2 separate regions of the Homo sapiens genome follow, and region 2 is linked to region 1. A link is an interaction called in ENCODE POLR2A ChIA-PET data of the cell type or tissue named here. Cell type or tissue: OCI-LY7. All regions are shown on one strand.

Region 1 (5,000 bases):
TACTGGCTTTTGCTTTAGCAAGAAGCTTCAATTTAGTGTCTGCAAAGCAAGCAGCACAGTGGGAAGTGTCAGACTCCTGCTCTGCACTCACAGACAAGTGGGAAAGCAAGCTACGGGGCCAAAAATGCAGTATCATCCTCCAAAGTATGAACCCAGGGTGAGTGCTACTGAGCACTACAGTGAGACCCTGCTACTGAGATGGAGATTTTCTACAAAGAACTTGCCCACACTTACCTACTGAGGGCTAAACAGAGCTTATATTAACGTGGCTGTCTTTTACAGTTCTTCTCAAGGAGCCAAAACTGTTTTCAATACTGACCAATTCTAGAAAAAGTTTGCCTGTATACTAGAATGGAGAAGAGAGTTTGGTTTTGATGGTCTTGGAAAAGGCAGTAACCCTGCTTGGTTCATTTTGAAATGTTGACAAGGGTTGCCCATGGAAGACAGACTTAAAGTCAGCCCCAATAACCTCAGTCAGCCCAGAGAAATTCACATGCTGTAAGTTTGCACAAGCAGATGTGCTAAATGCTCAAAGCCTGTAAACAAAACAGGCAAACTGGCTCCCTCTTGCCTTTCAGAAAAGATTACAGGAGACACTGCTTACATAACTCTTAAAACTCACATCACACTGTCTGAAACATATACTCCCCATCTCACACAACTGACACCGTTTGAACAAAAAGCAGATAACAACTGTCCTCATAGTTTCACCCCTTATGGATAGGAGATGTACAGCTGGGAAAGTTTGGTTAGTAACTTTTGGGAGGAGGATACTGCATTTTTCAAAGAGACAGACACTGATGTTACAGACATACATAGATTAAAAAAAAAACTTACCTCCTCAAAAGTCATAGACCAACTACTGTTTTCAATCATAGGTACAAAGACAATTAAAAAAAAAGAATATCCAATGAAATTGAACACCTACTAAAATATTTATGAAATGGCAATAACAAAAACAGACACTTCTTAATGCTCTTTTGCTTTTCCTTTGAGTGTCATATAACTCTAAGTTCTCTCTGTGACCGCAAACATTCAATGGAACAAAGATACTTGAGGTAGCCAGTGGGCAAGTCTCAACTCAGGAAGACTCATATCTTCAAACTCCTCCCTCTCCACATTGCTGTTTACAGTTTGCATGAATGACTAAAATGCTGTATGTGGGACTATTAAGGAACTACGGTGTGAGGTGTTGATACTGTGTTGTTAAAGCTGGGTGGAAGGAACTTCCTTATATGACAAGGTCAGAAATCTTGCAAAATAGTTCATCTTCAGACAAAAGAATGAAATTGCTGGGCAGGGCAATGCAAAAGAAAAATGGATCCTGGATCTCATGTGTACCTGGGGGCTGAAGTCTGGGTGAAGCGGTTCAAGGGATTGTGAACGTCATTTATTTCAAGATGAGAAACCAGAGAAATGTGAACTGTTAATTAAAAGTAAAGAAACTAAGCTTTAAAGGAAAAAATGACGAGGAGGGAGGCGGCTTTATAAACCCTAGCTCAATATTTTGGGTGTTGTCTGCTGCTATGATGAATTCTTGGCACATGCTTTTAAAGACTTTTAAGGGTCAGGAGAAAATGTTTTCCTAAAAGACTCAGTGCAAATTTATTAGCAACAACACACTCAACTCTCACATATTTTCTTTTGGATACCTCTTTTAAAAGAGTTGACAGCTATCATATTCAAGTTTTCAAATGCCTACAGATAAAATGTTTAAATATCTATGTTGTCCATAATGAAGATCTGAGAAAGAAAATATGGATATTTGAAGGTTTTGTGCTTCCCTCCTTTACTCATCACATCCAATTTTATCTTTGTAGTGGAAAATTTCAAATTTTTAAATGTCAAACTAAAAACAAAATCTTGTCAGTGATAAATGACAGCTGGCCAAACAGACTGCATTTCTTTCAGCGCTTAAAAAACTATCTTAGGTTATACTCTTGCACAGGGGTCAGCAAACTTCTAGTGTAAATTGCCAGAAAGTAACTATATTAGGCTTTGCAGGTCGCATGGTCTATGTTGAAATTTCTCAACTCTACAAATGTCATACAAAACCAGCCATACACTATAAATAAATAAACAGGTGTGGTTGTGTTCCAATAAAACTTGGTTTACAAAAACTGGCAGTGAGCCAGATTTGGCCTATAAACCACAGTCTGCAGATCCTTGCTCTACTCTAGTACACAAATCAAATTTTCAAAAAGCAGATGCATTCTAGATGATATAGAAACATATTAGTGTCAGGTAATTTTCTCAGTAATACTTAAACAGAAAAGAAAACTTTCTAAAAATTAATGAAAGTTTCTTGAAAACTCTGAAGATCACCAGTAAACATACTAGAAATTCTTAGTGTTCCTAAAGCATATTCTTCCCCCAAGGGTTAAGTATAAGGGACTCTAGCAGACCAGCATTGTTAGAAATCGCCCACTCCTTATTAGCTATATTGCTTGAGAAGCCAAAAGGATTTAGTTTTGCATCTTCACCATCCTATAACAATGAACTCTCTGGATTATCCAAGCTCAAAGAGAAAGTGGAAGACTTCTGAAGTTTATCATTAAGTTATCATAGGCATATATAAACCATCCTTGTGTCTATTACTATTCCTTAAAAGCACATTATTTCATAACATACTATTTCCAAAAGCCAACACAGTTTTTGGGATATGAAAAAATAATAAAATGTAAGTTTATTTGCTATGGCAGAAAAAAAATTTTTTTTTTTTTTGAGACGGAGTCTTGCTCTGTCACCCAGGCAGGAGTCCAGTGGCACGATCTCTGCCCACTGCAACCTCTGCCTCCCAGGTTCAAGAGGTTCTCCTGCCTCAGCCTACTGAGTAGCTGGGACTACAGGTTATGTGCCACCACACCCAGCTAATTTTTGTATTTTTAGTAGAGACAGGGTTTTACCATGTTGGCCAGGTTGGTCTTGAACTCCTGACCTCAAGTGATCCACCTGCCTTGGCCTCCCAAAGTGCTGGGATTACAGGTGTGAGCCACCACACCCAGCCAGAAAAACATTTTTCAAAGATGGATTCACTTATCTTGACTCCCCTGAGTAAGAAAGGGTCCAACAGTTTTTTTAAAAAGTCTACTCCCTCTTTTTTATAGGTAAGAAATGTATACTAATTTAAACTTTTATTTGTCAAGTTTAAAAGAAATGTGAAAATTACTCTAAACTATTGCATTAGATATTTAAGGATGGCAAAAAAGTACAATTAAGCTTTATTTCAAATATTTCATTTGTATTATTTTTACTATGCATAATAGCTTAATTTGAAATTACATGTAGGAGCAATTGCTCTACAAAAACCAGTATGTGCAAGAAAAAACTCTGTGGAAACATAGAGGAATCATTTTCTTTGTTTAAATTACATTTTGATTTTAAAAATTACTTTGTTTAATCTCAAGAATGAGGTTAAACATTCTAAATTTAATTGTACTGAACATGGATAAGACACTTCAATTAGAAATTATGTATTTATAATAATGTCTGTGTCCCAAACCCAAGAGAGTTTAAGCATTCCAGATTCTTTTAGTATTTTCCCATCTAGAACAGGTAACCTTTATTATGCTTTGGGAGATTCACTGAATTTAATTAACTAGCTGTGTGTGTGTGTGGGGGGGGGGTGTATTTTTATTTTTATTTTTTGAGACGGAGTCTCACTCTGTCGCCCAGGCTGGAGCGCAGTGGCGTGATCCTGGCTCACTGTAAACTCCGCCTCTTGGGTTCACACCATTCTCCTGCCTCAGCCTCCCAAGTAGCTGGGACTACAGGTGCCCACCACCACGCCTGGCTAATTTTTTTTTATATTTTTATTTATTTATTTTTTAGTAGAGATGGGGTTTCACCATGTTAGCCAGGATGGTCTCGATTCTCCTGACCTTGTGATCTGCCCACCTCTGCCTCCCAAAGTGCTGGGATTACAGGCGTGAGCTGCTGCACCTGGTCGTTTCTTTTTTTTTTTTTTTTTTTTTTTTGAGACAGAGTCTGGCTCTATTGCCCACGCTGGAGTGCAGTGGCATGATCTTGGCTCACTGCAACCTCCCCCTCCCAGGCTCAAGCGATTCTCATGCCTCAGCCTCTCGAGTAGCTGGGACTACAGGTGCTTGCCAGCACACCCAGCTAATTTTTATATTTTTTAGTAGAAGCAGCATTTCACCATGTTGGCCAGGCTGGTCTGGAACTCCTGACCTCAAGTGATCCACCCACCTCGGCCTCCCAAAGTGCTGGGATTACAGGCAAGAGCCACCATGCCCGGCCAATTAGCTGTGTTTTTAAGCCTTAACTCACATTTGTGCAAATAGTTATTTAATTAAACCAGAAAAGCATATCGTTCTCCAAAGGTAGATGAAGGCTACAGATCTCCAAAAAGTACCAGCAACTGATACCATCACTAGAAAACTTTCCTCACAACAGAAACAATTCATCTCTTTAAGATAGAAAGTATTTTAATTTCTGAAATTGGTAACTTTGCTTATTAAGGGCTTAGTTACTAGTTTCTAAAATATACTAAAACAGCTACACATATTGATAAATGTGTGTCTTCTGGGAACCTGTATAAAAATGAAAACATGCTTATTCTACAGTCAAATCTTTATCCTAATTTCACTTCATTAGAAATCAATCACTAAATTTACAAACCAAAATGTTAGAGTAGACAAAGAATTTTACACAAACCTGGTCAGGTGCAAGTTAAGAAAGAGGATAAAAGAGATTTGAAATAAACATTCTACATTGTTCTTTCAAAAAAGTTTCCTTTCTGTCTCTTGGAATCTAGTCATGAAGAAAAACAGAAAGAGTAAAGGCTATAAAGCAGTCATTATGGTGTTCACTGAGTTTAAAATATAAACTGATGCCAAGACCAGGTAGCACAGGCAGTGCATATATGTGTGTGTATTACCTACTTATATATGTTTATATGTGTGTATACATATAATGTACAACATATGTTCTACCTGGAAATTAATGGGCATCACTAAAAATTAATGTACCACCCACTG
Region 2 (5,000 bases), 790 kb after region 1:
TATTCATCTGTTCAACTTATTTTATAGCATTACTGATTACAAACAAATATGTGTACAAGATTTCAAAGATTTCTTTGGTGTCTCAAATATTATCCAATAAAATGAATACACCAGAGACATCTGTGTGTTCTTTTGTACATCTTATCTTTTTTGATTCTCATAACTATCCTATGAAATGTGCAAAACAAGTACCATCCCATTTAAAGATTGTCAATACAGAGTAGTAGTAGAGAGTCACTGTGAGACAGATTTAGAAGCAAGAGATAACTGCCTCTCACAAGCTACGTGATTTTTTTTTTTTTTTTTTTTTTTGAAACAGCGTCTCACTCTGTCCAGGCTGGAGTGCAGTGGCGCAATCTCGGCTCACTGCAACCTCAGCCTCCCTGGTTCAAGCGATTCTCCTACCTCAGCCTCCCGAGCAGCTGGGATTACAGGCACATGCCACCACGCCTGGTTAATTTTTGTATTTTTAGTAGAGATGGGGTTTCACCATGTGGCCAGGATGGTCTCAATCTCCTGACCTCGTGATCTGCCCGCCTCGGACTTCCAAAGTGCTGGGATTACAGGCATGAGCCACGGCGCCTGGCTATGTGATCTTAGGTAAGTTACTGAAGTTCTCTAATCCTGCTTCCTCACCTGCAAACTGGAGATGATATTATAATCGTTCCTACCTCATATGGTTACTGTGAAGATTAGCGAGATAATGTACATTTTCTTATGTAATAACTACCCCATGTAAACACTCAATATTAGCTCATGGTTAATGTGCAAAGAGGAGAAAGAAGTTGTGTCTAAATTACTTATTCTCTCTGAATTTCACAGCAGCACTAGATCAAGAATTAAGGTTCTATGTTCTATCTACACTGTCTCCCACAAAACCAAAAATGTTTGTAGTTACTTGCATTTTAAGTATTTTTTTCCACCCTTGGATAACTGATAAAAATGTCTAAAAGCTACTATTATCCTCCTCTAAGTGAAATTCCCAAAAGTTGAAAAATTGTGCAGGGTTTAGTGGCTCACATCTGTAATTCCAATGCTTGGAAGGGCTGAGGCAGGAGGATTGCTTAAACCCAGGAGTCTGAGACCTGCCTGGGCAACATAGGGAGACTCCCATTTAAAAAATTAGCAGAGTGTGGTGGGTACAGTCCTATAGTCCCACCAGCTACTCCTGAGACGAAGGTTGGAGAATCGCTTTGAGACCAGAAGTTTGAGGCTGCAATGAGCTATGACCGTGCCACTGCACTCCAGCCTGGGCAACAGAGAGATACCCTGTCTCCAAAACATGAAAAAAAGGAAAAATTGTTAAAGGTCTGTCTTTAGAAAAGTAAATACTCAGTGGAACATAATGAAGTTACCATGCAACACAATGAAATTTATATTCAAAATAGGAAGTATTAGATTAACTGATAAACTGGTTTCTCTTTCCTACTATTACTAGATTATCTTTTAAAAAAACTTTATCTGGGCCAGGCACAGTCACTCACGCCTGTAATCCCAGCACTTTGGGAGGCCAAGGCTGGCAGATCACGAGTTCAGGAGTTTGAGACCAGCCTGGCCAACATAGTGAAAATACTACTAAAAATACAACAATTAACCAGACATGATGGCACGTGCCTGTGGTCCCAGCTACTCAGGAGGCTGAGGCAGGAGAATTGCTTGAACCTGGGAGGCAGAGGTCAGAGGCTGCAGTGAGCCAAGATCATGCCACTGCACTCCAGCCTGGGCGACAGAGCAAGACTCCGTGTCAAAAAAAAAAAACACCTTTATATTTTCAAATGGTAGGGATGGCTAATTTATTGTGTGTGATACCAACTGCAACAGGAGAAACCTGTTTCATCTATCAAAGCTATTGATAATGTTGACAAGAACTATAAAATGCATGTCAGAATGTTTTTTAACTTAAGAGGCCTACATTATCATATGTAAAATAACTCAGAAACAGAAAGTCAAATGCCGCATGTTCTCACTTATATGTGACAGCTAAACAATGGGTACACATGGACATACAGAATGGTGGATATTCAGGTGATGGGTATACTAAAAGCCCAGACTTCACCACATCTATACATGTAAGAATCTATACATGTAAGAAATCTGCACTTGTACCCCATAAATATTTTTTTAACTTTTAATTTTTTAAACTTAAGAGGCCTAGCCTCAGTGAAAATTTAAGCTGCATAATTCATGCTGAAAAATTTTCTATGTTCATTAGTGTTGGCAAAAAGGTCACCCTAGGATTTGAATAACAGTAATATTTAATTTCATTTCCCCATTAACTTTGCCAGGAATCTCACACTAGTGTTAAGGTAACTTCTAGAATACAGAAGGAAAAAAGGAATGGAGAGAAGAAGACATTAACTGAATTACCATTCAATACCAACTTGATCATGCAACTTGGTAATAGATCTTTGCGCAGACAACAGCAAATCAAAACATTAGTCCAAATATGACCACTGACTTCAGGGCAAATATGAGAGATTTAAAATGAAAGAATACAGTTCATGAGATTTAAAAAAAAATGGAAAAAAGCAATAATAAATGAATGAGGTCTGGTGATAAAACAGCTGCTCAATAACAAAATTATTCTAAAACAACTTCAGAAACCCTACTGTCTGCCAATATATATATAACCTCCCTTCAATGGTTGATTTTTCAATGGTCAATTTTTCACTAAAGTAGTATACTCTATTCAATTTTTTTTTTTTTTTTTTTTTTTTTTGAGACCGAGTCTCACTCTGTAGCTCAGGCTGGAGTGCAGTGGCACGATCTTGGCTCACTGCAACCTCCATCTCCCAGGTTCAAGGGATTCTTGTGCCTCAGCCTCCCAAGTAGCTGGGACTACAGGCACACACCACCACATTCGGCTAATTTTTGTATTTTTAGCAGAGGTGGGGTTTCACCATCTTGGCCAGGCTAGGCTCAAACTCCTAGCCTCAAGTGATCTGCCTGCCTTGGCCTCCTAAAGTGCTGGGATTACAGGTGTGGGCCACCACCCCCGGCCATCAATGTATGCAAGATAAATTGACTACAGAAAAATAAACTATTCAAAGAAACACCTAATAACCATTCTAACAACTATTCCTTTATACAATGCTCTCAGCAAAAGGCCTCACAATGACAATTACGACATCTTGAAGCACAGAAAACACTCCATGTAGTTTATAAAAAAAACTAGTGATATGTGTCTCTTAAACCTTCATAACTCAAAACCACAGGTTTGTATTTTTTCTAAAAATAATATTTATTTGCATCACTTGTAGTAGAAGTCTGATTCTTAAAGTCTTCTAATTTTGCTTACTGCTAATAATGAGAATGGTAAACGGGTGTATGTGTGGGGTAAAGGAGAAGTTGAGAAATTCCTCACTGGTATATGAATGAATTCCATACTTGCCTTTTAAAATGTGCTCCTTTCTTGAAATTGGGCATACAAAAACTCCCTTTGGGTTTGCATTACTTTCATATTTGTGAATACTCACATGGTAGTCTTCAAAGAGCTAGAACACTTGTTTTCAACCATTTGCCAGGTGGGTGTATTTTCACCACAAATTCCAAGAACTAATGATATGTAAATATATATGTATGTATGTCTACACATACATATATGCACACTATGTGTATGCGTGTATATCTTTACAAATGTTTACATAATTTAATTAAGGGCACCATCATTATACTTTTTACCACACACACAAAAAAAATGGTGGCAGAAAATCTGGAAAGATTCTAATAACCTCAATTCGTGAAAACTAACATGCCTCAAAAAAGAGGGGGAAAAAACTTTAACAGAAACACTGTGCTGACATGATTAGCTTTATCATTTAACTGGTGTGAGGCATCTGGGCCATGCCATATTTGAACTCTTATCGTGGTGTTTGGGGTGTGCTATATTGTGGAACAGGTCACATGAAACTGCTGACACCTTCTAAAATGGTAGGACAACATTTACATATTAGGAGCTTACATAACTGAAGAAAATCGTGTGGCAATGACACAATTCATATTTATTTTAGAACCACGGCTCATCTCAAAAACTCTTTATCAACTATCCAGAAGTAGCCCAGCTTTTTACCAACCAAGTAGTTATTTACTATAGCAACTTCTTTACCAACATTTCCAAAATTTTCCACACACTTCCATGATGAGCTATTAAGCAGTCTCTGTATGTGTTGTTACCTGGGCAACACTCTAAGAAGGCTTTTACCTTTACAGAACTGGTGGGTCAAAGAGAAGCAAGGCTTCTTCAAATCGACTACACACTATTTAATTAGAAGCAGTAAGTGTGAAATCATCAGCAGACAGAAAAGCTTGAGAACTGCCACCAGTACTTCAACTTGATTAACAGACACAACTTACTGGCATTTATACCTTCATTTCTAGCTACCCAATTCCCCTGTGAAACAAGGCAAGTTCCATCCAAGACTTCAAAACATCTTCAGTCATACAGGCTGTCAAAGACATAAATGCTGAAATCTAAGAAAATTCTTGGAATAAAGAAGCCATCAATTCCTTACAAGTGGATTTTGTATAAAATACCCTGCTTTGCTGCCCTAAATTCTAAAAGCTACTCAGCTTAGCTGCAGATCTGTATAAACTACCCTTCTGCCTGAACTAAACCTGCCTCCAAAAATTAAGATCCAGTCATTTAGAAATCACATTTTAGAAGGCCCTTGTAAAGACTTTCAAAACTGCTTCCTGTTCTACTACAGCCAATTTGACGCTAATGAAGAAAAACAAAAAACAAACAAAAAAAAAACACTGTCTCTCCTTACAAATAAAATATTTTTCACTTTCCAACACTTTTAGGATTGGTAAACTCAAGGTTGCTTCTCTAACACTAATAATTTTTCCCTTCAGCTTCTACTCTAAGGATACTTATGTGCTCTCTGGATCATATTTTAATCATAACATATAAATCCTGTTCAATGTTAAGAAGTACTAGATTACTCCAGAGTCAAAAATGAAAGATAAACTGAAAAGCAGAAAGGAAAACTGGCATTCTA

The links. Peaks named below come from ENCODE experiments on the same cell type or tissue, not always from the same donor. Only the 100,000 strongest peaks of a DNase experiment are listed, where the experiment ranks them.
Region 2: POLR2A ChIA-PET joins it to region 1 with 10 read pairs; 3 of 35 experiments call an interaction of 5 or more read pairs at or near these places.

What each region holds. Positions count from the first base shown.
Region 1 is chr1:174,960,823-174,965,822 of GRCh38, reverse strand. All of the region lies in intron 20 of RABGAP1L (RAB GTPase activating protein 1 like), which reads right to left. Among named protein-coding and RNA genes, the nearest start is that of RABGAP1L-AS1, 9.1 kb to the right of the region's middle. In OCI-LY7, no CTCF peak of the experiment used is centred here; DNase peaks (open chromatin) are centred at 62, 542, 1,182 and 2,112; H3K4me3 peaks cover 2,647 bases; H3K27ac peaks cover 4,140 bases.
Region 2 is chr1:174,165,984-174,170,983 of GRCh38, reverse strand. All of the region lies in intron 1 of RABGAP1L (RAB GTPase activating protein 1 like), which reads right to left. Among named protein-coding and RNA genes, the nearest start is that of RABGAP1L, 9.0 kb to the right of the region's middle. In OCI-LY7, no CTCF peak of the experiment used is centred here; no DNase peak of the experiment used is centred here; H3K4me3 peaks cover 1,790 bases; H3K27ac peaks cover 1,278 bases.